Regions from separate parts of the Homo sapiens genome. Here all the other regions are linked to region 3. The links are chromatin loops, found by intact Hi-C in ENCODE. Cell type or tissue: mammary epithelial cell. All regions are shown on one strand.

What was found. Peaks named below come from ENCODE experiments on the same cell type or tissue, not always from the same donor. Only the 100,000 strongest peaks of a DNase experiment are listed, where the experiment ranks them.
Region 1: a loop joins it to region 3, with 4 times the contacts of the local background. A loop is called at or near these places in 11 of 110 quality-filtered maps.
Region 2: a loop joins it to region 3, with 2.5 times the contacts of the local background. A loop is called at or near these places in 2 of 110 quality-filtered maps.
Region 4: a loop joins it to region 3, with 12 times the contacts of the local background. A loop is called at or near these places in 10 of 110 quality-filtered maps.
Region 5: a loop joins it to region 3, with 23 times the contacts of the local background. A loop is called at or near these places in 9 of 110 quality-filtered maps.
Region 6: it touches region 3 in a loop (3-fold over the local background); 2 of 110 quality-filtered maps call a loop at or near these places.
Region 7: it touches region 3 in a loop (7-fold over the local background); 9 of 110 quality-filtered maps call a loop at or near these places.

What each region holds. Positions count from the first base shown.
Region 1 is chr20:7,283,937-7,287,936 of GRCh38, reverse strand. No RefSeq gene overlaps it. Among named protein-coding and RNA genes, the nearest start is that of LINC01751, 21 kb to the left of the region's middle. In mammary epithelial cell, a CTCF peak has its summit at 1,822 (motif pointing right); a DNase peak (open chromatin) is centred at 1,816.
Region 2 is chr20:6,176,761-6,180,760 of GRCh38, reverse strand. No RefSeq gene overlaps it. Among named protein-coding and RNA genes, the nearest start is that of FERMT1, 56 kb to the right of the region's middle. In mammary epithelial cell, a CTCF peak has its summit at 2,057 (motif pointing left); no DNase peak of the experiment used is centred here.
Region 3 is chr20:6,263,126-6,267,125 of GRCh38, reverse strand. No RefSeq gene overlaps it. Among named protein-coding and RNA genes, the nearest start is that of FERMT1, 140 kb to the right of the region's middle. In mammary epithelial cell, a CTCF peak has its summit at 1,748 (motif pointing left); no DNase peak of the experiment used is centred here; H3K27ac peaks cover 346 bases.
Region 4 is chr20:6,634,440-6,638,439 of GRCh38, reverse strand. No RefSeq gene overlaps it. Among named protein-coding and RNA genes, the nearest start is that of LINC01713, 100 kb to the left of the region's middle. RefSeq lists an enhancer at 676-1,189. In mammary epithelial cell, a CTCF peak has its summit at 2,037 (motif pointing left); a DNase peak (open chromatin) is centred at 2,029.
Region 5 is chr20:6,818,231-6,822,230 of GRCh38, reverse strand. No RefSeq gene overlaps it. Among named protein-coding and RNA genes, the nearest start is that of BMP2, 53 kb to the right of the region's middle. In mammary epithelial cell, a CTCF peak has its summit at 2,416 (motif pointing right); no DNase peak of the experiment used is centred here; H3K27me3 peaks cover 120 bases.
Region 6 is chr20:6,140,955-6,144,954 of GRCh38, reverse strand. No RefSeq gene overlaps it. Among named protein-coding and RNA genes, the nearest start is that of FERMT1, 20 kb to the right of the region's middle. In mammary epithelial cell, a CTCF peak has its summit at 2,360 (motif pointing left); no DNase peak of the experiment used is centred here.
Region 7 is chr20:6,580,784-6,584,783 of GRCh38, reverse strand. No RefSeq gene overlaps it. Among named protein-coding and RNA genes, the nearest start is that of LINC01713, 150 kb to the left of the region's middle. In mammary epithelial cell, a CTCF peak has its summit at 1,500 (motif pointing left); a DNase peak (open chromatin) is centred at 1,493.

The DNA of each region.
Region 1 (4,000 bases), 1.0 Mb before region 3:
CAACCAATAGATAGGTAGGTAGGTAGGTAGACAGTTAGGGAAGGAGGGAGAGAGGGAGGGAGGGACGGAGGGAGGGAGAAAGGGAGGGAGGGAGGGAGGGATGGATGATAGATAGATAGATAGATAGATAGACAGACAGACAGACAGGAATATCTCAAGATTAGGGCTATGATGAGATGAAGTGAGACACCTGGAAGGAAACATTTAAGGAGGTGTTCTTAGGGGATATAAAGGGATCTAACTCAGTATATCTATGCTTCTATCATCTCTGCCATTTACTAGCTATATTTTCATCCCTAGGTAAGGTACTTAACCTCTCTGTGTCCTCAATTGAAGAGCAATAGTACCCAGCTGATAGTGTTGCTATAAGGATTAAATGAATTATTACACATAAAGTACCAAAAACATTACATAGTAATGTTATCAATAAGTTTCAGTATTAATTATTATTAATATATAATATTTCATTTACTTAAACTTGCAATGTTTTAAGTTGAAGTACCTGGGATTATGTGGTCTAAAGTTTTGCGAGTTTAGAAATAATGAGTTTTCATGTAAATGTGTTTATGCCACGTCTGTCCTTGCAATAGTGAAAATTGAATTAGACACATTTTAAATATAGAAAAATAATAAGCCTAGTTCAAATATTTTATAAACGATAAAATCAAACTGAAAAAATCTAATTATTTCCATCTGCACTTATTTCAAATATTATTTGTAATATATGCTATAGATTTTTAAACTCTGATCAAATATTGCCAGACCTCACAAGAGCCTAAGTGCTGACCTTTAATTTTAAATGTGTTTTTTTCACGTGTGTGGGAAGAATTGGGCAGAAAAATGAACTTTCAGCTCTTGTGGAGGGCAGTGGGGTCCACCAACTTTATTTTTACTGTTAAAATCTGTGTAAAAATAACATTATTATGACACAGTGAAATCCCCTACAATATGTTGAAATGACTAAGAAAAGAAAATAAAAGTAGGAAAACTTTAAGTGGGTTTGATTTTGGAAGCCAAATATTTTTAGAAAAATGTAATGAAACTTGCTTATTACTTTTACTTTCAACATTTTGCTACATCAAATGTTTATCTTTCAAAGACCTGGTTTAGAACACACACCTACACACACATGCACACATACACACACACAGATAGGGTATTTCTTCTCTCTCCGTTTCATGACTTTAACATTTCCCTTTCCTGGTCCTGGGGAGGATATTAGAAGGGATAAGCCCTAACATTAAAACAAACACATAAATAAACTACCAATGGGAAAAATACCACCTCGTTTCTTTAAGGATTTAACCTAACCAAAATTGGGCTTCCCTGGGGTCTGCTTTGCTCTGTTAGACCCGTTCAGCAGGAAATGGCACATGCTGAAACTTCGGAGTATCACACACTAACTGGTGATTGCTGATGTTGGGCCCTAAAGAAAAACAGTTAGGAGATGAAATTCCCCATAGCCCCCTGTAACCAGACTCCTTGAACATTGTCCCTAAACCATTAAAGTTACTGTGGCAAAGGTGTCATGCCTTGTCCAGTAGTGCTGAGCTTCTATGTTTGATGCATGAACACCTATAGGCAGAGTTTGTCTACCTAAGGCTTAAGCCATGGCATTCAAAGAATGGTGTTCATATTTAAGTAATAAAAACACTCACCAGTTATTACTGACTAATCTCACCCAATGAGCTGAAAGAATGCCTGGTGCTTGGGAGTAGGTTGTTATAGCGGCCGTGGTGCGAAAGCCAGGACATACATAATTAATATCTACCGCTTTCCCGAAGACTCTTGTTCTCAAGTAAGCTATGTCCTCAGTCATCAGCAGATGGCGCTGTTCCCTGAGGCTCAGAGCTCTTCAAATCGGCCTGTCTCAATATTGGATTGTACTTCCCAAGGCTTAGAGTGTAGGAGGCTAGAAATCACTTTCTCGAAACACTGGCTAGAGTTATTTGCCATGAAGAATTCACCAGGCAGTCTAGTTAACAGAAAGCAGAGAAGTCCTGATAAAGCTATGCTATGGAAAGCTCATCTTGTTGAAACTGGCTCTTTGGCTCTATGTTTTTAATATTGTTCTAAAATATAAATTTTGCTTTTCAGCCAGACTGTTCTTTCATGCAGTCTTGTGTGACCGCCACTGAGAAGGCAAACCAAACTTATTCTTCCAAGAAGGTCTGAGATGAACAGACTTCTGGTGTAACACACACATCAGTAGTGACCCTTCTTGCTAATGGAAGAACAGAGTTTGGGGGATTTTTAACCACCTATTCCACAATATGAGGCAGGATGTGATCCAACTTCCCATCAGAAAACACTTGGGGAGGTATTTTTAAATGACAGATTTCCAAGCCTTACCTCAAACCTGCTACATCCAAAACTCTAGGGGTGTGACTGGAAACTGTTCGGTTTTTGTTTGTTTGTTTAATCTCTTCAAATCGATTCTGATGCAGCTGGGCCATTATTTGGCAGACTGAGAACATCCAAACTATATAACCCGTCCCAATAATATATTGAAGAATTCTATGATTTAAAAAAAAACGTGCAAGAAGCATGAATACTTTAGTTTTCAGAGACTCAAAAGACAGTATTATTCCTGGGACTACCTCATGAGAACTTGCTTTTATGAGTGAGCATGAATGTTCATGCTGAAAAGCCATTTATCTCAATAAAGTCAAGGAAGTTTTTAGTTTTCACAAAAGAAATCTGGGAGTAAAAAACTACAATGTTGAGTTATTCTTTTCTATGTGTTCTTTGAGCTTTCTATTCAATATTTGTTGATAATCAACTATATGTTAAGCATTCAAATAATGAGATCAAGCCTCCACCCTCAAAGAGAATACGTAGGGCAGATTGAACAGGAAAAGGTAAGCAACACTACAAATAAGAAACTATAATACAGGACAGACATAATCAAATGTAATAAAGAAACACAACAAGAAAATGAAGATTAAAAAATAATGATGAATGCTCATGTAGGGCAATTTTGGTTTCTTCCTAGCAGAGGTGACATATTTTTAAGAAGAAATTATGAATAGGATGTCATTTGCTTTTAAAAAAATCATTCTTAATGGGTACCATTTTCCTTAGAAGAGCCATAAAAAGTAGCTCCTGGACCACTAGGAACTTTAGATAAGCCCCTCCCAGTGCTATGGCCAGCTTCTCCACTCTCCCTGGCCCACCAGCTCCTCATCTACCATCCTACCTGTGAACCTTTTCTAGAAAGAAGAAATGTGCCAAAATTCAGACTTTCTGGCCTTCTTATATACTTCTGATTTTGTGAGGACCTGAAATACTGCTTTGGATAGGAGGAACCACAATAGGCCAGTTTTAGTTACCTAATTTCATGTAATAGAATTTAATAATTATGTATTTATTAACATTTGAGTGTGTCAGGTCATTCTAAATCTATGAATAATTTAACAAAATGGGCCCTGCACATGTACTGTCAGTTGCAGGAATTGCACTAAGTTTGGAAATGTTCCTTCACTTTTTCCAGGGTCTGGACTACCTCTGATGATGTTTATGTTCTTTATCCTTTTGTGAATGGGTTCTTTCTTTTTTTCGTTTTAATACACAAGCCAGGATGTTACAGATTAGTCTCTTAGAGGACTTGTTCTTCTAGATTATGAAACACTTAACATTAAGTTTTATTTTGGATTGCCACTCCAACACAATCAGAGGAAAAGAACTACATGAGAATGTCAAACTCTAACTGGTAATGTTGTTTACCAGACGGTATGTTAAAAATTATGGAACCATTATAGACACACACTGGATTTGAACAATTGAGTAGATGTATGGAAGATGGTGAGAACTAGGTTCCTCACTGTTAGAGTAGAAGGTTGTATACAACCCAGGTGAAGAGAAGGCTAATACGATCCAGGTGGCATAGACGGCCAAGCGTGGTGGCTCCCGTCTGTAATCCCCACAATTTGTGAAGCCGAGGCATGTGGATCACTTGAGCCCAGGAGTTTGAGACCAGCCTGAGAAACATAGGGAAGAT
Region 2 (4,000 bases), 86 kb after region 3:
ATAAAGTGTGTTCTCTTAAAAAAAGAGGAAGTGGCAACTGCTGATAGGCAACAAACACATTATGTAAAGAAAAGAGGACTATTTGCACTACCAAGTGAAAAGAGGTGCCGTCTCGGGTAAGGTTTCTGGAAGCAGTCTGAGACATGATCTATTGCAGGTGGGCTCTCAGGGAAAGGGGAGTGGGAAAAGCAGGATGGAGTAGGAATCGTGTTACGCAAGTAGGAGGTAGTCTCAGCTGGACTTTACTTTCAGCCTGATTTCATGGGGAACCTTGGAGTGTGCGTAATATCACAAAATTGTTTCTACCTTTGGGCAAAGGACCAACATTTTGTATCCCATTTTCAGTCTGTCATTGTCTGAATTGCTGGATGCCCCAATTTTGGTTTCTGCCCAAAAAAAAAAGATGAAGTAACTTCCTTCAATGGGGGACAATTCTCTGGAGAAAGAAGCAACTATGTGTCACTAGGCATCAACTTGTACATATGAGGATGTGTGCCCCAGTCCAGTAGAAGGGATCTGGGTGGAGCACTAACAGTATCTGCCATAGATTTTCTCACTGAAAATAGACCTGAGGACTGAAAAACTTAACCGGCTTCTAGAATGGCACTCTCCTCAAGATGCTTGGCACACTGAGCCATTCTGGTCTCTCCTGTAGCAGGACAATTACAGAAAGTGTGGTCAACCCAGGCCACTGAGCAAAATATCTGTGTTTCCTCTGAAGGAGCCCAAATCTACTACTATGTTCTAAGGTCCAGCAGTTAGCTCCCATGGTGCAGCCTGAGTTTCAGATACAGCTTCTAGAGCGTTTACCGGACATGGAACCCAAGATGAAAAGCATCACATATTCATACCTGCCCTGCTGCATTCTCTGGAAGGTGCTGCAAGCCACACAGTCAAGCTAACAAGCTCCTGAAACTGCTGGTTCTGACAGAGCCTTGTGGGTCTGAGTGGTCTCATCCTTGGGACAAAAGCAACTGAACTTGGAATGTTGCTTGCTTTTATCCAGTGGTGTCAGGCTGAAGTGAGGTCAAGATGCATCTCCCAGAACCTGTGGCCCAGTCTGAGACCCATGGTGTTTCACTCAATCCACACACTTTTAACAAACTTTCCACTGCCAGCAATCTGATAGGAAAAGGTTAAGCAAGTCTGCCGCTTTCAGATTTCACTCCAGATTTCCTCTGGGTTGAAGAGGGCCAAGTTACAATAATTCCTCCTTTTCACTAGAAATGGAAAGAGTTTAGAGAATACCGAGACAATGAACAAGTCTTTCCAAATAATCTATTTTTAAAATTGCAGGCAGAATTGCAATGTACAGATTAATTTCCTCCTAAAATATAGATGGAGTTTGAAAATAGGAAGAAAGGAAGCCTAAACAAATCAATTTTGGCAGAAGTTAAAACATTCGAAAACAACTTGAATATTCTAGCTGCCCTCTAGCAGGAAATGGAAAAAATGTGAAAGCCTACTAACAATTAATATTAGAGAAGTCAGTGCTTCTAATAAGAATACACACACACACACACTATATATATATATATATATATATATATATATATATATATATATATATATATATAGAGAGAGAGAGAGAGAGAGAGAGAGAGAGAGAGAGAGAGAGTGTCTTGTATTTTATTTTCCTGCATTTGTGTCCTATCCCTTTTATATATAGTAAGCTTTTTTCCAGGAAGGTTTGATTCAGGCTCACTTTCATATACCCACTTCTACCCCTGTGTCTTGCACACAGAAGGCACTCAATCAGTATTTGTTGAATTTATGAGTAAATAAAACAGCAGAAATTTAGTTAAACCATTTTATGATCTGCTACCATCATCATTAATAGCACAACTTATCACTTACCCAACTTTAAAAAAAATTGGAACAAGTCCTCTTAACACTTTAGCACCTTATGTATAAATGACTTGCCAAAAACAAACTGAACTGCAAAGCCTTTAAAAGCAAAATCTGTTCCCTAATGCACTTCAATATCCGCAAATAATTCTGAGGGTAGAGAAATTCGTTGCATAAGGATGCCCTCTGCTGGAAAACACTTTTCCATGAAGCACAAAGGACGAACTTGCTTCATGGGTTCACCTACACTTCACATTTCCTTACCAAAGGAGAAAAAGGCCCACAGAGCCTAAATCTGAAACCCTAATGTGTCAAAAGGCTTGTAAACACTGAGGAGTAATCTTAGAATGCCATTGTTCTCATTTTAGGTAGAGTCATTTCAAAGTAAGGCACAAGAAGAAAGAAATCTTAAAAGATAAACTTCAGAAAGGTGTTCAGGTCCTAGCACTCAGAACATTTCATATGTGCTCAATTTTATCCCATCAATCCTGCCTTTTGAGACTGTTTTTCAGGATTTGTTTAGGATCAGAAGCACTAAGTCCAGTCTCTTGGTTGAATTTCATCTACAGAAATTATATCCTGATATTTTTCCTTATATTTCAGGAGATTGCTCACCTTCTGGCCCAATCTGATCTTAGTAATGCTAAAAGCAGACTAATTATTGACTTTTAAAATCTAGATAGCCCCTTTATTTCTTGTTCTCCCTCTCTTCTCCATCCTCCTTCTGTGTCTCTGTATTCTAGTTGGTTGTTTTATGTCCCATAAATTAATGTTTCTAGGAAGCCTCCTTTGGGGAAGCTGTTCATCTTTTACTGTTCTGCAAGGACACTGAGAAATTCTCTCCTATTAGACTTTGACATCAGTAGCATATGAAGGGTTAAAACCAACAGCCCAGCAGCCATAGCACTAACCAAAAGAGTAGGGGGCAGGAACCACAGGAAGTGCTGACATGGACGTGTCAGAAGTGGCTGGAATGGATAATTTCTTACTTGGAAACAAGTTCTGAGGTTCAGTTAAAACTCTCATTTTCACCTTTGCAATTTGGATTGGAGCAAATAACTGAAGAATAGTCAGCTAGTCTTTAGGATGGGAATAGTGCCTCAGGAGTACCCTTCTAGGAAAAAAGAGGGTCTGTAATGCAAGAACTCAAGTGCCCTTTTTCCCATCTCTCTCATCTCCTATCCTTCGGAACCTTCCTCCTGAGGATGCTCTGACTCTAGCCCACCCACCAATCCCCCTCAGCCCAGTTCCTTGGGAAAGTAAACCCCAGAGTTGCTTGCAAATCTCACAGAGAAGGTGTTCAAATTTTAGTTTAGCTAAGCTGGTGTGATGGTTAACACTGAGTGTCAACTTGATTGGATTGAAGGATGAAAAGTATTGATCCTGGGTGTGTCTGTGAGGGTGTTGCCAAAGGAGATTAACATTTGAGTCAGTGGGCTGGGAAAAGCAGATCCACCCTTAATCTGGGTAGGCACCATCTAATCAGCTGCCAGCATAGCTAGAATATAAAGCAAGCAGAAAAACATGAAAAGACTAGACTGGCCAAGCCTCCCAGCCTACATCTTTCTCTCGTGCTGGATGCTTCCTGCCCTCAAATATTGGACTCCAAGTTCTTCAGTTTTGGGACTCAGACTGACGCTCCTTGCTTCTCAGCTTATAGATGGCCTATTGTGGGACCTTGTGATTGTGCGAGTTAATTCTTAATAAACTCCCCTTCATATATATATATTTCATTAGTTCTGTCCCTCTAGAGAACCCTGACCAATACAGCTGGTTTGGGTTAACATTGCATAAAATTGTACAGAGCCTTTCTGGGGACTGGTCAATAGGATTATTTGGGTAGTATGTTGTTCCTCTCCAGAAAAGGCCAGCTGGATGTCCATCCAAAGGTCTCAGAGGGACACACGGATTGCCTTTGTGAGTATCCTAAAGTGAAGCCTGGCCCTCAGCCCCTTCAGTCTCAGTACCGGGTTTTGTCAGCACACTGGGAATGGATTCACCTGGGAATCACTTGGGGAACTCCAAAAAGTATGGCATCTGAATCACATCATCAGAGATTCTCATTTAATTGATCTGGGGGTGGCCTTCCATTTGGGTGTTTAGAAGCTTTCCCAGGTGATTCTAATGGATTCTAATGGGATTCTCATTCTAA
Region 3 (4,000 bases):
TTCCTTGTGGCACACCAAAAGTGGGTTTCCCACCACACCCCAAGTAAACTCTATCTCAGCCCACTTACTGATTTCCTTCCTATCACTTGCCAGAATTTGCACTTTTTCACTTGTTTATTTACTTATTTTGTTTGCTGTTGTCTGAATTAGAATGTTAGAACCGTAAGAGAAAGAAATATGTGTGTTCTTATCATACTTGTGTGTATTCCCAGCACCCAGAGTCGTGTCCAGGGTATGGCAGCTGCTCAGCAGTTGAAGAATCCATGAACCTTTCTCAGCCTTTTTTTTTGCCTGTAAATCAGAGGTTTGCTGTGAGGACTGAATGAAAAAGGAAGGGCTTCTATAGCAGCCAGATCTATTCCAGCCAGCTCTGCAGTCAGGAGGCATCTTGGCTGCTGTTCTTCTAACTGGAAGTCATCATCAACAGGAGTGTCTAGAAGAGCCAAAGGCAGAGAAATCGATGTCTGCAGCCTTCATCCATCAAGTCCTAGCAATGGCTCCCTTTTTGTCTTTTTTCTAGCTTTATGTCATAATTTGCTGTCCCCAGGAGAGGATGGGACAAACAAGTAGGAGGGAGAGGCTTAGTAACAGGGTCAGGGGTGGTAAACCTCTTCTACTGCAGCCACGTGTGGCCCTCCCTTAACACTTAACATCCAGGGCAATGGTGTGCCTTAAGATATTCTTCAGCATTTCTCTGAGGGGCTTCTCTGAGATCAGATCATAACAATGAGACCTGTGGTAGTTAATTTTAGATGTCAACTTGACTAGGCTATGGTACCCAGTTGTTTGGTCAAACACAAGTCTAGATATCACTGTGAAGGTATCTCTCTTTCCCTCTCTCTCCATATATATGGGCTAGTATGTATATATATATATATATATATATATACATATATATATATATATATATATATACACACACACATATATTATTTCTTTGTGGGGCTTGAGACCAGATTATAGCAACGAGATCCATGATAGTTAATTTTAGATGTCAGCTTGGCTTGGCTATGGTACCCCATTGTTTAGTCAAAAAATAGTCTAGATGTTCTATTTTTTAAATGGTTCTGCTTTTCTGGAGAACCCTGAAACAAGATCATTGAAGCATTTCTCAAAATTTGTGATTTTTACATGGAGAGAATCTACATTTTTCACAGAGATTAAAAGCCATTTCATAATTCTTTCTTAGGAAAATGGTCAAAAACACCAGGCTATATGAGAGGAACGGTCCTCAGGAGCGATCTGTTGTAAGCGCCTTCTGGCCTCCTCAGAATCACTTAACCTAGGCTACCCCTCTGTGATTCAGAGAAAATTGAAACCACAGTTTAGAGCCTCAAAAAAGTTCATCGAGTGGGGAAATGAAGAGCTCCTCAGAGTTCTGACGCAAATGGAAAAGATTTTTTTCCACCCCCGGCTACCCCTCTGGGCCCTTTCACCACCTGGGAAAAAAAGTGGCACATGATTGAACAGCGTAAGTGTCTCTCCCTCCCTCTTGAATTCCATTTTTTAAAAATCTCTTTTCTAAAAATACAGGGAATTCTATGAATCTTTTTTCTGCTTCTGAAATATTTTCTACAGAATCTAGTACTTGCAAAGCGGTGATTATGAATGACTAAACAGTCTTGCATATATTTCTGGAATACTTGGAAATGCCTCTGTTATTTTTGGAAATGTGTGCTTGTTCAGGTTATTCCGGCAATGGGCAGCTACTGCAAACATTCTTTCGTGATAAAAAGCCTGTAGCTCCACCTACTGCTTCCTCAAAGATGACAACAGGGATTTCAGTGCTAAAAAATGAAAACTAAGATCCTCTTAAACAGTTTCATTTTCAAATTAAAGCTTATATATTTAGTTGCTTTCAGTAAAAATAATATGTCTCTACCACTGGCAAAAGATATATAGCCCATACATTAGGCATCACTAGCAAAAAGGGGGAAATAAAAGCAGTCAAGGAATGAATTGAGTATTTTGAAACATCTATCAATGTCTTTGCCAATATCTGCTGAAAAGCAAGCGAGATCAGAGAAATCTTTGGAGAATACACAACTTTGTGGAAAGAATTGACTTTAAAACATAAGCAAAATAATCACAAACATGAGGCCTGATGGTATCAGTGAATCTTATTTTGCCTGGATTTGAAGAAAATGGTGAAATGGGAGCTGTAGGCAAGAAAGAAGCAAACGAATCCAAGTCTTTAAATGTTCTTTTTAAAATGGTCCAATTCTCAACTTCCTTGTCTTTTCTCATGGCTCACTCACAGAGGATCTGGTCCAACAAACAATTTTTACTGAAATTAATTCTTTTGTTTTGACTATTTCCATTGCTACCAAACCTCCAAATCAACGCCCCTCCATTACAGCAAACTTTCCTTTCTAATTTCTAGAACCTCAATCACAATAGATTATGCTATTCTGTAAGATCAAGAAGTGCCAACAAAGAAACTTTTTTCTATTCTTTTATTCTTCCTATGAGTCTAAAATGCTTTTCAGATAAAATCTAGTTTCTTTCTACCACAGCTAATAAAATAAAACAATACCTTTCTCCTATTCGCAATTTTAAACTGTGAGGCATAGCTGACCTACAACAGAAAACTGGGAAGAACACTGAGAGCTACAACATCAGTGTTGTCCAGGGGTACAGTCTGTTTGTTGCTAAGTCTAAGGGGATTTTTTTTTTCTGCTTTCATTAATCAGACTTAACTGTTTAAAAGTATAAAGCTTTGGTTTCACAGTACTGCAACAACATATTGTAATTATATCACATCGAAATATTTTGCACCTTTAAATATTGAGAAAGGTTTTTTTCTTTTGTACAACTTTTTAATTTGATTTATTTTTAACCCTCCAGAGAAGTTGCCAGAATCAGACCAACACCTCCAAGGTACTTTTTATCCACGTCCAAATTGGGGCTAACTGAAATTGTTTCCCATTTGTTTTCTCCTTTCTCTCTAAAAGGAATTTTTTGCAACCCATTTGAGAATAAGTGGTAGACATCATGCTCCTTTACTCCTAAATATGTCAGCGTATATTTCTTAAGAGGAAGATGTTTTCTTACGTAACCATAGCACAATTATTAAAATATAGATTTAACATTGGTATAATTCTACTCTTTAACCCACAGTCCACATTCAAAGTTTACCTATTATCCCAACAATGTCCTTCAGAGCTATATTTTTTTATCCTACTCCAGGATCCAATCCAGACTCACACTTTCCATTTCATTATCATACATTTTCGGTCTCCTTTATTTTGGAGTAGTTCTTCAGCCTTCCTTTGTTTTCCATGACCTTGACATTTTTTTAGAGATTCTTTCATAGAATCTCCCCTATTTGGGGTTATGCATCCTTTGGTACAATTATCACAGAAATGATGTGTTCTTCTCAGCATATCACATCAAGAGAGATAAGAGATGCTGGCAACGATAACTTGGATCACTTGGTATGAGATGGTGCCTGTCAACTTTTTCTATTATAAAACTATTATTTTTTCCTCCACAATTAGTAAGTAGTTTGTAAGAAGATACCTTAAGGCTATGAATATATCCTGTTCCTCATTCAACTTCATCTACTAGTTTTAGCATGCATTCACAATTTTTTTCTGAATTACTAATGATGGTTTCAAAATAGTAATATTCTAACTCTATCATCCCTTCTACATCTACTAGTTAGCGAACTATCTTTAGCCTTCTTTATTTTAATATCATCCTCCAGCTAGTAATTGCAAATCAGGAACATATTCACAAAGACCTAAGGTGCTTCTTGATTTGAAAGAGGATTCTGAAAAAATTTTGAGTATTAAATCCTAAGGAAAATGTTAAATACCCCCCACCAAAAAAAAAAAAAAACCTCCAAACCTTTAAGCAAATTCTTCCAAAAACTTGGAACTATCAAATCAAAACTAAAATTTTTTTTAAAAAAAGAAAAGAAACCTCAAGTATCCTGAGAGGTGGTCTGATGAAGGCCAGGAAAATATATCTTCTCCCTCTGTAGTCTGAGAACCAG
Region 4 (4,000 bases), 370 kb before region 3:
CAGATATTCTGACTTACTGATTTAGCATGAAACCAAGACATCATTAAGTTTTTTGTTTTTGTTTTTTGTTTTTGAGACAGAGTCTTGCTCTGTTACCCAGGCCGGAGTGCAGTGGCATGATCTCGGCTCACTGCAACCTCTGCCTCCCAGGTTCAAGCAATTCTCCTGCCTCAGCCTCCTCAATAACTGGAATTACAGGCACATGCCACCACACCCGGCTAATTTTTGTATTTTTAGTAGAGACAGGGTTTTGCCATGTTGGCCAGGGTGGTCTCGAACTCCTGACCTCAAGTGATCCACCTGCCTTGGCCTTCCAAAGTGCTGGGATTACAGGTTTGAGCCACCGCACCTGGCCCAGAGATTGCCAAATTTTTAAAAGGTGGTTTTAATGCAGAGCCAGGGCTGAGAACCATTGGCCCAGGCAATAGGTAAGGAAGGTGGTCTGATCATTCTGAAAAGGAACCAGACTAGATATTCCAAAGTCCAAGAAAGAATCTCTCTTCCTATACTCAATTTCCGTTCTGGACAACACGCTGACTTAGAGCCTTTGGAGGAATTGCTTTCTTTCCCAGCTCCTCTCTCCCAAGCACTGATCTCTACTCCCAATATCTCCCTACATTGAATTCCTCTTGTGGGTGCAATGCTTGGACTGCACTCTCTGTTTAATAATGGGGTTCTCCCATTGGCTACATCCCAACCAATATTCCTGCTCTTTTTCTCCAAGCCCCTCCCCTCACAAATAATATATATCCAGAACAGGTTGAAATCTCAGTGTTTGTTGGTAATCTATAATCTATATAATTACATTACTCAGCTACCAAACCTACTCCTGTAAAAAAGTAAGAGATATGTTTTTCCTGAGCCAGAAAGGTGGGACCCTGACACTCCCTCACAGTTACACCTTGGGTTGGGAAGGAGCCTTTATTTGCATGACAATTCCTCCACAAAGAATATCCACACCTCCTTTTCTGAGCCTTCCTTCCTGGCTGAGCTGGTGCTCATCAGGAAACAAAATCTCATCCTAGCCAATGGAACAGGCAGTGCCTTCAAAGTAGGCCAAAGAATTTGGAGCTTGTCTAACCAGAAATTCTTACCCACTCCCAAAAAATGCATATCCTGTTCCTCCAAAGGATGGTAATTAGCACCTGCTTCCACCACTGAGCTCCTGTGGGATCTGGCCAGTTGCTCTCACAGCTCCTCTGGTCTCTCTTGGCTCCCTAATGAACCACATCAGTCACATGATGTGCCACCTAATCTAGTAGAGAGGGTGTTGCAGGACTCTGTTAACTTAGGTGTGACTGCCTTAACAAAATCATTAGAGAGTACATAAGAAAGGATGCGGCTAGAACATAGCTAGGGATATCCAATTAATTTGACAGCCACAAGTTCCTTCCCAGAAAGATTATAACATCATAGAATACTGAAGCTTGGAGAGGACCTTAGAAATGATCTGATCCAGATGTTAACATTTTAGGACTCCTGGCTTCTGATTAGATCTGTCCAAAGCAATGGACCTTCTTCCCAGAAAAATATGTGTACACACAAAGTTTTTTTCACAGCTTCAGGAGGTTGGACTACAAATACCATTGATTGGGCTTATGAGCCCCCTGTAGAAGAAGGCTGATACAGTCTAACCCCCTCCCCACCACCCCAGTACACTTATACACATTTTATAGGTGAGGACACTGCAGTCCAGAGAAGAATGAGGTTCTCCAAATGACTCATAGATTAGTAGCAGAAACGCAAGCTCCAAATTCCTGATTCTAGTCCCATAAGACTCAGCCAAGACCACTGTTCTAATACCTTCTTAGATGTTTTGGGACTGACTTTTTCAGGGACGATTGTCCTTTATCTGAGGATTCCCGTTGGACTTTTCTCTGTGTGCACGTTGTGTCTTATTGGCAAAATGGGCAATCATATTCCTTTTACTGGGCAGCCTCTTTCTTAGGAGAAATGACTTAATCTACTCAAAATATTTCCAAGCATAACGTCAAGGGGTTGGAGAGCCTGAGAACCATGTCTTCACCAGAGCACCACCTGGTGGAACATTGGAATAAATTCTATGTAAGCCCAGGGAAATGCCTAGGATGCAGGGAACAGCAGTTACCATTTCTTCCATTTTTGGTGCCAGGACAGTAGTTTTATCCGGATTTTTTGGCCTGAGTAGTTTTCAAAATATTACCGAATAAAACCAGATTCAAAGATTAAGTGACACCCTGTAAAACTCAAATTATTTCCGAACTCTTTATACAAAATTGATACTTTTGTTCCCCCCTTTTAACAACAGATACATCTAAAAGCAAGGGGAAAAAGTATTTCTCTGGGGTAATAAATTGCCAACTACATTTGTCAATTGGAAAGAACTTCAAGTGAGTGGAGTTTTCTTATACTGTCCCATTATCTAGAGGCAATGAAATTCTATTTCTATCTCTGCCATCTAGGGTGAATAATCCTGGGTAAATCATTTAATTGCTGTCATCTGTGGCTTAGAGATAATTGGAGGTGATGACCGTGACACTTACTAGCTGTATGACTTTGACACTCTAGTACTCAAACTTCCTGTGCCTCAGTTTCCTCTTCTCTAAAATAAGGAATACAATAATATCACACAACTATTAAGGTGGTCATGAGGACTTACTTACATGATGTGGGCTTTGTTGCAAGAGCTCTTCACAGTACCCGGGACATCTCAAGTGACAGATACATTTTTTCTGAAAACATTAGTTGTTGGGGAATTACCTGAGATATCCATGTGAAGCAACTGTGTAATCCTGGGTTCACACTACTTACTTAATATTTAGCTTACATTTATAAAGATTCAGTGGGAATGACTTAGTGGTGAGAACATAACCTCACACATTTCAACATCACATGTGATTTGGCATACTAATCAGACCTAGAAAAATCAGATGTTACTGAGGGCAGGAAACCAAGAGACTGTCAAGTTCACTTGCTTTCTTTATAGATAATGAAAGTGAGGTTCAGAAGCATGAAGGGATTGTTCAAGGACACACAGCTATGAGTGGTAGATCAGAACAGAAACCCAGGGTTCAAGCTTTTAGTTCAGTGTCCTATCAGGATGATTAAATGAAAGAAAGAAGGAAGGAAAGAAGGAAGGAAGGAAGGAAGGAAGGAAGGAAGGAAGGAAGTAAAGGAAAGAAAGAAGGGGCAAGGGAGGGATAGAGGAAGGAAGGGAGGGAGGGAGAGAGGAAGGGAGGGAGGGAGAGAGGAAGGAAGGGAGGGAGGGAGAGAGGAATGGAGGGAGGGAGAGAGGAAGGGAGGGAGGGAGAGAGGAAGGGAGGGAGGGAGAGAGGAAGGGAGTGAGGGAGGGAGGGAGGAAACACCGAAGAGTTAAATGCACAAAGCAGGCTTCTTATTAGTCAATTGAGCTGGGTCTGTAAGCTTCAAACACTGGGCATGACATCTCAGGCTTCATCCATGGGCTGAAAGGACCCAGTTTCCAAAGCCCCACCTCAGTAGCCATCAGTCACACTGTTTTCATCTGGAAAGCCTAGGCCAACACCCATCTCTGTGTGTGATCAGACCTCTCTGCCCAGGCAGTATCTGGGCTCCAGGACACATGGCACCGTTCCACCTGAGGGCTAGGACCTCCTCAGCAACCAGAAGCTTCACATTTCTGGGTTGGGAAAGCAGAAGACCAGACACTAAGTTGGCCATTGCCAGCATTAAGGAAGGAAGCTTTGCCAGGAAGTTCAAATGTCAGGGACCTAGTTCCTACAGACCCTCCCACACCCTGGGACAGACTTCAAAAATAATTCCTATCATCTTTTGATTTTGAAACATTTTCAGAAAAAAAAAATTGCATCATAATCAATTAAGACAGCTGTCTGTTTCCACTTTAACTTCTGCTCCACCACAATTCCCTTTGTGTTAGGTGTTGTTGAATGGGGGTGAGTGTTTGGGGGATGATATATAGAAGGGAAAGTTGAATTAGAGATGCATTTACTTATTATTTAGTGGAAACAGTTAAGCGGTTCAT
Region 5 (4,000 bases), 560 kb before region 3:
CTGCTTGAGGTTGTGAATATCTGAGCTCCTTGAAACCTTAATTTTGCTCCCCTTGCCAGAGTCTGATTTTCTTGAGGAGATCGGCATGGCTTCATCATCTTTTTTTATTTACTGGCACATGAAGTGTTTAATAAAGATTTGTGGGATGAATAAGTCAGTTAACCAATCAAAAAAAAAAAAAAAAACCCAAGCTGCTTCAATAAAATATTTATTGCCATAAAATAGTAAAAAAAAGAAAAGTCAACCAGAAACATAGAAAGCTATATATACACAGATAGTCTCATGCATTTTATTCCCGGGTACTTTCAGATATTTTCCAGAATAGGTGTATAAGTCATGTGAAGAATATCTTAGATTTAAGCAGCAGGTTCATAATCAGAATTTCCATGTGAATAGAAGTTATATAGATGACTGACAGCTTCTTAAACTTTAATGTGCATACAGTTTACCCAAAGATATTTTGAAAATGTTGATTCTGGTTGCACAAGTCAGAGTGAGGGCCTGAGAGTTGCATTTCAAACAAGCTCCCAGGTGATGACCAGCCTGCAGACCATACTTGAAGGAGCAAAGACATAACTGAACAGAGGAAGTGGGTGTTAAGATTCTATTTTCTACTCACCGCCTCACTACCTTTGGGACCAGAGTTTAAATGGCATTTATGGATGAATTTAAGGTAAGGAAAAAGTTCATAACAAAGTGACTGAATGGCTGTGTTGTAGAAATGCCATTTATCTCCTCTATGATCCAGTTGAAAGCCAATCAGATTAGATATACAGTCAGACACAGCTTGATTGGATTTTTCCACATTCCACCTAATTATATGGGTATAAAGACAGCAGATACTCCCCTGGTATTTAGGTTTTTACTGAACAAAACCACAATTTTTTTTTTAATCCAACTGTTCAATATGATCATATTGTCAGGGAGGGTAAAGGATCTTACTCAAAATAAGAATTTCAGGGCAGAATGTTGCATACATTATTTAACAGTGTGTTGCCCTTCTTTCTCATTTGTTCTTTAGTAATATAGCCCCGGGACCTTTATCCCCTTTTCTTTTACCCCAGAAAATTACCAGGTGAAGTTCTATTACTCTCACCTTTCTCTTTACAATTTCTCTATGCTCCTAAAATACATTTACTAAGAGAAGGTGTTCATTTTCATCTTATGTACTTATAACTCCCTACATAACTTTTTAAAGTTTTTGAAAGGGCAGATTTTAAGAGCTTCATACTCTTGCTTCAAGTATACATGTTAATGGGCATCAGTAAAACCAGGGTTTCAGGAGTTTTCTTCTACTAGCAGGATCTTTTATTGAAAATAAATTCCAAAGGTTCTCATTCCTCTTCCCCTGTGATGAATTACTCTTCCACTGTTTAAATTGACAAAAGTTTATTTCTAATGAAAGAAACATTTTAATATTCCAATTGACAGTGTTAAACAATGGCATTCATAGTTTACCCATTTTCTTCCAAAGGAGACTTGGAATGGGCCAAGCCTTCATGTCGGAGAAGGAAAGTGGACTGACCACATAAGCACACAGGAAAGAACAGGAGACAAAGGCTCAGGGACTCTGAGCTTGAATCCTAGCACAGCTTGCAATCCTCACACTGTAGAGCAAGCGGCTTCTCCTATGAGTCTCTGTAAATGGTGGCAACAGTTCGGAGTTAATATGAACTCTGGATGAGTCGTTGGTTCTAGTTCCTACCCCGTCCCATGAGACTGTGACAGGATTTGTTTTTCCTTCGTGACTTCAGCTTCTTTATCTGTGAAAGAGGGAGTTGAGTAAGTTGGTCTGTATTGATGATTACAGTTCTAAAAGTTGATTCTGTGGAACCGGACTGGGACCACTGGAGAATGCAGGTCTACAGGGCACACACAATGTTCAATGAGTGCCTACCCATAACAGGGGTGTGAGCAGCCTTATTTTTGCTTCACCTTTTTAAACTGATTGTTGGATGATAGTGCTGCTGGTAAATTTTGCAACCCATATTCCACTGCTTTTCAGACAGTTATTTAAAAATAAAATAAAACAAAGAAACAAAAGACCCTTGCATCAGGCTTGAGTTTACATATAAATACAGTTAGCTTGGTAGATTAATGAAGAACCAGCCAATACAAAAAAAAAAAATCAGACCATACATAAATATAAGGGAGGAAAAAAGCCCAACAACTCCAAATTTAAATGGAAAACATATTTTTTGACAAGAGAACTACTTAGCACAAGAAAGATATGCCTTAACATTGTGACGTCTTGTCCCAGCATCATGAAGTTATATACTGTATAGGTATTTTTTATTTTTTTGCATTTCTAGTAGCTAAAACCACACATTGCTATACTGTAGCTTTAATGAATGGAGTTTTCAAAAAGTTTCTTTCTTGACTGTTTCCCTGTATTATCCTGTTACAGTATATTGGGCACAAGGGGGCACTGAAAGAGTGAACAATTCCATCTGCCATACTGGAACTACCACACCTAGGTGTTCACCTTTCACTCGGCCACAACTGTGGCAGTGGCTTTCTCCCTGCCCTCCTTCCTTTTTTCTTTTTAATGCCTGCAAGGAATGTGTGTAAATACCTTGGTCACCTGAAGGGAAATTCATTTGACCCATAGATAACATCATCTTACATGGCCTTTCTAAGAATATACATGCCACATCGTCATCTTTCATTCACTAAAATGCCGCACAGTGGTAGCCAGAGTCTACCACTTGCCTACCCGATATTCATATTACCCTTCCTTTTTACTAACAGGATCCTTATGTTGTTGAGGGCAGGTACAACTACATTTCCCCACCTCTCTAGAAGATCATGCTGGGTAATAAGATGGAAGAGGAAGTCTTTGTCTGGGTCATCTAAGAGAGTTATCTAAAGGGGGCCTGCTGAACTAGTAGGAATATTTTCTCCCTTGCTCATTCTTTCTGCTTATGAAATGGATGCTATGGCTGGTTGTTGTAGCAGCCATCGTTCTATTCTGAAACAACCATCAGGGAACCATATGCTAATGATGGTAAAACAGAAGGAAAGAACCCGCTAAGACCGTGGTAGGGCTATGGACTTTCATTTCATCTCTGCACTACCTCCTTTCAACTCTCTTGTTATATGAAAGGAAATATATATATCTGGTTTAATATACTATGATTTGGGACTCTTTAGCATCACAATAAAGGTATTTGAGAATGCAATTCCCAAATGATACATCCCCAAAATACCATAGTTATCAATGCAGATTAATTATATGTAGCAAAGGAATTGAACCAGAGAAATTATTGCACTGAGCTTCTCTACAATCCCATGAAAGATGATGCATTACCGTAGAAAGGCATGAGCTAATAAACATCTTTTAAATTTGATTGGACAAATATAAAATAGCAAGTAGTGTTCACTCGTGGGTAGTCTTTTAGTGAATCCCAGTAAATTGCAATTCTCCTCTAAATTACTGTTGTTTTATCTGCAAAGGTAACTGTCCTTGTTAGTAGCTCATTGGATTCCACACTGGCCACCCCAGCGGGAAGAGCAACAGGGTCAGTGCAAAGCTCTGTCCATCTTCACTCTTCACCGGAATGGGCAGGCAGCTGCACTTCTCAGAATTTCCCCTCTCAGTACCCTGGTCAGCAGCCTCACCCTGAATTCTCACCATACCAACACCCTTAGCAATCACCCCATTCTCATCAGGGACCCTGTCTCCATCCTGCTGGTAAAAGAAGACTACAGAAACCAGCAATCCCAAAGCACCTTCTTCTATGGGGAGATCTAGGCTTCTGTTTATTTTCATCACATTGGTTAACTTATATTTTAAATTTCCTTACAATTTGCACTATTCTTTTTTATGTCTTCTTAGTACATGGAAAATTTAATCTATCACAAAAAGTGTTATTAGTCTGTTTTCACACTGCTGATAAAGACATACCCAAGACTGGGCAATTTGCAAAAGAAAGAGGCTTAATGGACTTACAATTCCACGTGGTTGGGGAAGCCTCACAATCATGGCTCAAGGTGAAAG
Region 6 (4,000 bases), 120 kb after region 3:
ATGCAGAAAACTGAAACTGGACACCTTCCTTACAACATATACAAAAATTAAGTCAAGATGCATTAAAGACTTAAATGTAAAACCCAAAAGTATAAAAACTCTGGAAGATGACCTAGGTAATACCATTCAGGACATAGGAATGGGCAAAGATTTCATGATGAAGTCACCAAAAGCTATTGTAACAAAGCAAAAATTGACAAATGGGATCTAATTAAACTAAACAGTTTCTGCACATCAAAGGAAACTATCAACAGAGTAAACAGACAATCTACAGAATGGGAGAAAATTTTTGCAAACTATGCATCTGATAAAGGTCTGATATCCAGCATCTATAAAGAACTTAAACTTACAAAAAAAAAATCAAGAAGTGGGCAAAAGGCATGAACAGACACTTCTCAAAAGAAGACATTCATGCAGCCAGCAATCATATGAAAAAAAGGTCCAGGTCACTGATCATTAAAGAAATGCAAATCAAAACCACAATGAGAAACCATCTCACACCAGTCAGAATGGCCATTATTAAAAAGTCAAAAAATAACAGATGCTGGTGAGGTTGCGGAGAAAAAGGAACTCTTTTACACCATTGGTGGGAGTGTAAATTTGTTCAACCATTGTGGAAGACAGTGTGGTGATTTCTCCAAGACCTAAAAACAGAGATACCATTTGACCCAGCAATCCCATTACTGGGTATATATTCTAAGGAATATAAATCATTCTATTATAAAGACACATGCACACATATGTTTACTGCAGCACAATTTACAATAGCAAAGACATGGAATCAACCTAGATGCCCATCAGTGACAGACTGGATAAAGAAAACGTGGTGCAGGGTCCGGGCGCGGTGGCTCACGCCTGTAATCCCAGCACTTTGGGAGGCCGAGACGGGCGGATCATGAGGTCAGGAGATCGAGACCATCCTGACTAACACAGCGAAACCCGGTCTCTACTAAAAATACAAAAAAAATTAGCCAGGCATGGTGGCGGGCGCCTGTAGTCCCAGCTACTCCGGAGGCTGAGGCAGGAGAATGGCGTGAACCCGGGAGGCGGAGCTTGCAGTGAGCCAAGATCGCGCCACTGCATTCCAGCCTGGGCGACAGAGCGAGATTCCGTCTCAAAATAAAAATAAAGAAAACGTGGTACATATACACCATGGAATACTATGCAGCCATAAAAGCAAATGAGATCATGTCCTTTGCAGGAACATGGGTGAAGGTAGAGGTCATTACCCTTAACAAATTAATGCAGGAACAGAAAACCAAATACCACATGTTCTCACTTATAAATGGGAGCTAAATGATGAGAACATATGGACACATAGAGGGGAACAACACACACTGGGGCATATTGGAGGGTGGAGGGTGGAAGGAGGGAGAGAATCAGGAAAAATAACAATTGGATAGTGGGCTTAATACCTGGGTGACAAAATAATCTGTACAACAAACCCCCATGGCACAAGTTTACCTATATAATGAAACTGCACATGTGTCCCTGAACTTCAAACAAAAGTTTTTTTTAAAAGATTGTTTACAATAATATAATATAAAAGTCTGAAATTTCTATTGGCAGCATAGTCCCAGGTACTACTGTTACTGTGTTTGTTGCCTGCATTTACAATCAAAGGAAATACTAATTTTCTGTTAGAGGCTAGTGATTTTTCCCCATGTGAATTCACACTGAGTTTGGCTTAAGATCTTACTTAAAACCCTGTAATCAAGGCACTTACTTCATTTTTTAAAAATAACAGCAGTGTGGTGGCTCACGCCTGTAATCCCAGCATTTTGGGAGGCCAAGGTGGATGGATGTCTTGAGCCCAGGAGTTCGAGACCAGCCTAGGCAACATAGGGAAACCCTGTCTCCACAAAAAAAAAAAAAAGCCAGGCATGGTCGCGTATGCCTGTAGCCCAGCTACTTGGGAGGCCAAGGCAGGAGGATTGCTTGAGCCCAAGAGGTTAAGGCTGCAGTAAGTTGAGATGGCACCACTGCACTCCAGCCTGGGCCACAGAGTGAGACTCTGCCTCCAAAAAATAAATAAATAAATTATGCTCCAGAAAGTTAAAATGGAAGGGCACTATCCTTCTCAAATCCATAGAAACCCCCCTTTTTCAACTCAATTCAAATGTTACTAAGCACCTATTGTGTACAGAGACCTTTGTATGCTCAAAATGGGCAAGAGAAACAACAAAAGTAACGGGAAGTCGGTGACAACATAAAAATAAAGCAAGGATTCTAAGAATTGATATAGGAAAATCTGTTCTCCAACTTAAAAATTGACATATTTATGTTCTAAATCTAATGAAATTAAACCAAGGTGGAAGATAAGGAGGGTTATAGGATTTACAAACGTGACGACAGCGACATCTAGTGGGAACCATTGATAAAGCACCTCTAGTGTTTTACTGCAAAGAGGCATGCACAGCCAGCCACGTTCATGAAATATTTGCTACACCTATTATAGATTAATATCGAGTCAGGCCCTGGCCGGCAGCCCATCCGTCTTCTTTTCTCCTCGGGCTGCATCCCACATCATGAGTGGCCTCATGCACATGCACCTCAGCCAAGTCCCAGATAGAAAGTAGGTAAAGAAAATTATTCTGGCTGTTTTCTCTAACACAGACTAATTGGAGATTCCGTGCCAAAGTAAAAAGTCATGCAGGTATTAAATGAACAAACCTAGGCAAGCGATATTTTTCTGTAAGAACAAAGAAAAACATGTGTACTGAAGTAGGCTATGATATTGAAGACCTAGGGTAGGGTCATTCAGTTCCACAAACTGCTTCCACGTTCTCATTCTCTTGGATCATTCATTTTTCCTTCCTTCACCAAATCCAGCGTGCTTTACAGGTAATGCAACAGCAGTGAGAGAAAGGGGGAGAGGTGAAAGGAGCACGGATTGTGTTTGAAGGAAAGTGAGGCCCCCTCGGCCACCTTTCAGGCCAAAAGTACACACATTTATGTCCTACTCCTAAGGACAGGTTGAAATCTGGGTGGTCAGAGTAAAATGGCTGGAGAAGATCCCGTGCAGTTCCTGGAAACATGTTCAGGGTCATTTGCCCAGGGAATTCCTGAGTCCCAGGTACAGGTACCCAAAGTGAGGTTTAGAAGAGCAGAGGCGGACTCCAGGTGAACACTGTCCTCTGCCTGATGGTCTCCCTAGTCAGTGGCACGGATGTGGCCAGAAGAAGTCCATTGCAAGGGGCCTCTACATTGTGGGTTCTTGCCAAAATCTAAGGGTAGTACTGCTCTTACCTGTCCTGCCTTTTTGCACATTTCCTGGTTGGGACCATTTTTATGATGGCAGCCAACGGTTTAAGCATGTACGTAGTGTGTGTGGAATAAGAATGAGAGAGACAGACAAACCACACATGTCTTTCTAAAAGCCCTCTGTCAGCCAACATGTCTTAGACTTCATTATGCACAGCAATCCCCTGGGACCTTCTTAGAATGCAGATTCTGGCTCAGTGGGTCTGGGGATGGGGCACCAAAACCTTCATTTCTAACAGCTCCCAGGTTGATGCTGCTCAGGGGCCAGTGGCAAGGCTGCAGTAGACATGATTTTTGTCTGCCCAGCATCCCATTTTTTTTTTTTTTGGAGAACTCACTCCTCTCCTATTCTACAGAAAGCCCACTCAGCCTGTGTGGTTTGTTTGAGGCTGGTTCCACCTCCCCAAGAGTGGGCACGTGCCTCCAGCCAGGCTGTGAGAAGCCTTCCCAGGACATTGCAGAACAAATCATTGTCTCCAACTGTGCGGTTTTATTGGGCTGGAGCTGCTGTAGGTCATCCTTTCCACCAGGTGGGGCCAGCCCGAGAATGATGCCACCACAGAGGAGAAGAGAGCCAAAGATGGCAGGAAAGAGGCAGGTCTTGGGTGAATCTCTGGATCCAGCCATGCCTCCAGACTTCCCAGCTATGGCCAATAAATTCCTTTTCTTCCTGAGCTAGTTTGAAATGGGTCTCTTCATTTGCAATGAACATTCTTTCTGATTTCACTCTTGATCT
Region 7 (4,000 bases), 320 kb before region 3:
ATGTTTAGAATGTATAAGACATGGTCCCTATTCTCAAGCAAGTAACAAACAAAGAGGGAAGCTGGCGGGAAAACAAACACTGTGATACAGACTGTAAAAGAATTGTATATACAAAACGCTATGAATGCTTGTCAGGGCTATTGCTTAAGGAAGGTTTTGGAGTTGTGTTTTCTGGAATGAGTAGGAGTGTCAAGGTGCGTGGCATCTTCAAAGATATACCAGAAGGATAGTATCCCCTCCAGGATTGGAGGGGGGGAATGGGGGCAGATTATGAAACTCCTTTATCTATGCTAACAAGTCTAAATTTGATCTTATAGGCAATTAAGAACCATAAAATGTTTTAAAGTTATTGTGTGACACCATCCGCCCCAATATATCCCACTCCCAAACACAAAAATTCCTCCATACTCTTATTATATTATTCTCCTCCCTGCAAAATTTTCCCGAGGAGTTCAAGAAAAAACTGATATTAGTGATCCCAGAATTCCTTGATTAACATAGGTCAAGGCACGGCACTTGAAGATTTGAAGTCACATTGGCAGGGGTTTTGCTCCTCTCTGTTGGAGGTCTTTACTTGCTACTTGCAGTCAGTGGGAAGGTGGGGGCCAGGAGGTGCAGGATTCTATCCCCTTTCAACCGGAGCAGTTTGCTTTGATTTGTTACACATATTGTTTTCCTAGATGAGATTTCTTCTGGAAAGACAAGAAACTGGACTGCGGAAATGGATGTTTTCACACCATCTTCAGTTAGTGGTAAGGTGAAGCCCCTACTAAAGATATGGCTTCTGGCTCTCAATGCACCATTAACCGGTGAGTGATGTGTCCCTTGTCAGGTGACTTGCAAGCTACATGTGGATTGATTTCCTTCATGATTCCACAGAATCCTAGAACAGGGGGTGTCTTCAGAGGCCCAGAGAAATTGAGAGTGTTGCCAAGATTAGTGAAATAACAGTGCCAGAGGAGACTCTGGTTCTCCAGGTAGCAAGCTCAGAGCTTGTTCCACTACCATCCGTCTCCACACCACATCCCCCACCTGCAGTGCTCCCGGCTGGTAGCTCCACGGTCTCTTGCCTGGACCACTGCCACAGCCTCCTAACTGGTCTTCCTGCTTCTAACCCTGAATATCCTCAACAACAGCAGCCATCCCATTATAACTCCTGGGATCAAGACCTGAGGTCAATGAAATCTGTACTAACTGCGTCACAGAGTAGAAAGATCAGATGAGTTGGGACAACACTTTGACATGTGGAAGACCGTTGTTTTTATCACTAACCCGAAAGTTAAATAAAATAAACCTGCTTGAAAACAGGAGGAGGCTACTTGGCATCGCCACGGTTTTCATGGGAGCCTTTCAACACTCATCAGTTCCTCCCTTAATTTCCTCTTCTGTGATCACCTCTAGTGCTAAAAGGACATAGGCTTTGCAGAAAGGGCAGCTGGCCCAGGCCTTCCAACAGGGCAAAGTAGCATCAGGAAACAAAACTGAATACTGCCATCTACTGGGAGAAAAAGGCACACTGTGGAGAAAGCTCATTAAACCAGGGAGGAAGAAAGTAACTGAAAGAGACAAAAGATACCATTTATAAGCAGAGCTCCTAATTAGGGGGGATCACTGGAAAGATGAAAGAAAATAAAGGTGCAGGGGCATGGTGGAAGCAGAAAACGTGATGTGTAAACTTAACTGGTACTTAAGGGGCACCGTTCCCACTCACTTCATTTTTCAAGGGAAAAACAGAAGCCCAAGAGATTTGAGCAAATTGCTTGCTGTCGCTACTAAGTAACACCAACACTAAACCTTTGGCTCAATTCGTGATGCATTGATTGATATTACACTTTCAAACAAGCAAGCACATAATCAAATGCAGAGACCATTGTATCTATATTTTTGGTTGCTTGGGAATCTATGCATCTACCTATCTATCTACCTACCTACCTACCTACCTACCTACCTACCTACCTACCTAGGAATGCATGTATTTACTTACATTCCAATTGGTTTCAGAAGTATTGACAGTGGCTGAATGAGAAGGTGGTGACCAACATCATTTATGAATGAGACGTATAGAGAGGAACTGGACAAATTTTGAGCATGAGTCATGAGAGGGAAAGATCGCCAGGATTGGAGGTGGAACAAGAGATTAAGACCTGTGCCTCACATTGATCCCTTATCAATAACATTCACTGGAGGAAGCTGTTTCCACCAGTTATTCTTTGTTCTTCAATGACTACTAGTGACTTGGACTAATGCCAGAGTAGCTACATTATTCCAAAAATGAAGAAAGCCAGGAAATCCCATTGAACCTTTCTTCAATATATATCCAGATTTGTATAATTTCCTTCCACCCACACTGGTACCTTGCTGGCCTGTGCCACCATCATCTCTTGCCTAGACTGCTGCAATAGCCTTATAACTGGTCTTTCTGCTTCTAGTCTTAGCTATTCTCACCAATGATAGCCACCGTCATTCTATGACAACTTCTGGTTTCAAGACTTTCCAAAGCCCCCTCTTCTATCTCACTCACTAATGAGTGAAAGTTCTGTAATTTAAGAGGTGCTGCTCCGTGCAATCTGGTTACTATCTCTTCCCCTTGTTCTTCCCATTGCTTGCTCAGTTCCAGGTACACTGACATCCCCCCTCTTCCTGTAGCCAGAAGAGCACCTACCACAGGGCCTTTGCACTGGCTGTTTCCCCTGTCTGGAAGGTTCCTCCAGATATCTACATAGGTAAATACCTCATCTCCTTCAAGTCTTTGTTCAAATGTCATTTTCTCATTAAGCCTACCACATTTAAAATTGCAAACTCGTAACTTCTCTTGTGCTTATAGATGTTAATAGCACTTATTTTAAATATGGTATATAATTACTTCTTCTCACAAAATGGAACAAAACCAGGAAAGCTGAGCTGAGTACCCTGAGGGAATAGCAGATGACCCCTCATTCTCAGAAGGCACAGCAGCTACTCTGTTTATGTCTCTTTGCTCCCAGGGTCTTCTCTTTTAAGATTCTGTCTACCGGTCACAGAATGCTCAGGTATGGGAAGGAAATGATTTTGAAAGCCATGTTTGGTTCTTGTAGAAGGCTTGGCAGAGAAGCTGTGTTTATTTTAGAGCATGATAGGTGTCATAAACAGATTTGATTTGATCCAACATAGATATCTTCAGTGGGAAGAAGGAAGACACTGGAAGCCCAGAAACTCTTTAGTAAGTTGGTGCCAGTACCAACCCTTTACCAGGGTAGATCTTTGCCCTGGGTCCTGCCTTTTAGAGAGCCCAACTCCGACCTTTCTCTGGCAAACATCCTTCAGGGTCAAGTGGATGACCCTTCGTGGACCCAACATCCCTCCTTCTTGGCCACACTTCGGACACCTGGAAACAGAATTCCCTACCCAAATGGTCCTGAGCTGGTATTCAGAACTTGCAGGGGAATCTTTCCTTGTTCTGTCCCCATTAGAAGTGGATGGTGTGCACCTATACAGGCCCAAGGGGCAGCAAGAGGCCATTGCATAGCAGTGGGGTGGCTGGAACTGTGAGATGGAGTGTGTGTACACCTGCGTGGGCTGTCCCATGTGGACAGAGTCAGGGATTAGGAAGAGAAAGAACCAAGCCATAGACTGGGCAGGGGACAGGAGAGGGGATATTATTTTACTTTTGTTCTGGCCCCAAAAGTGTGAGGGGTAGCCCTGGCTGGCACAACCCCCTGAGAGGAGGTAATGAGAGGATGAGGGAGAAAGAACAGTGAAGGGATGTTGTAGAAAGAAAAATCTTAGTTGGCTGCTTGCTGGGGGCTGCCCTGCCCCCATGTGGTATCCTGGAGGCTGCTTTTCAGGTCCAGTAATTACAGGTCTGGCCAAGGGATGGGATGGGGTGGGGTTGAGGTAAAGTGGGTGAGGTCCTTTGGGAAAAGGTGGTTAGATGTCTGAGGCTGCAAAACCCGGGTACTGGCCAAGTACAAGGAACAATGTTTGGCAGAGAACAAGGGGCGGGGTCACTCCTGGCTGCTGG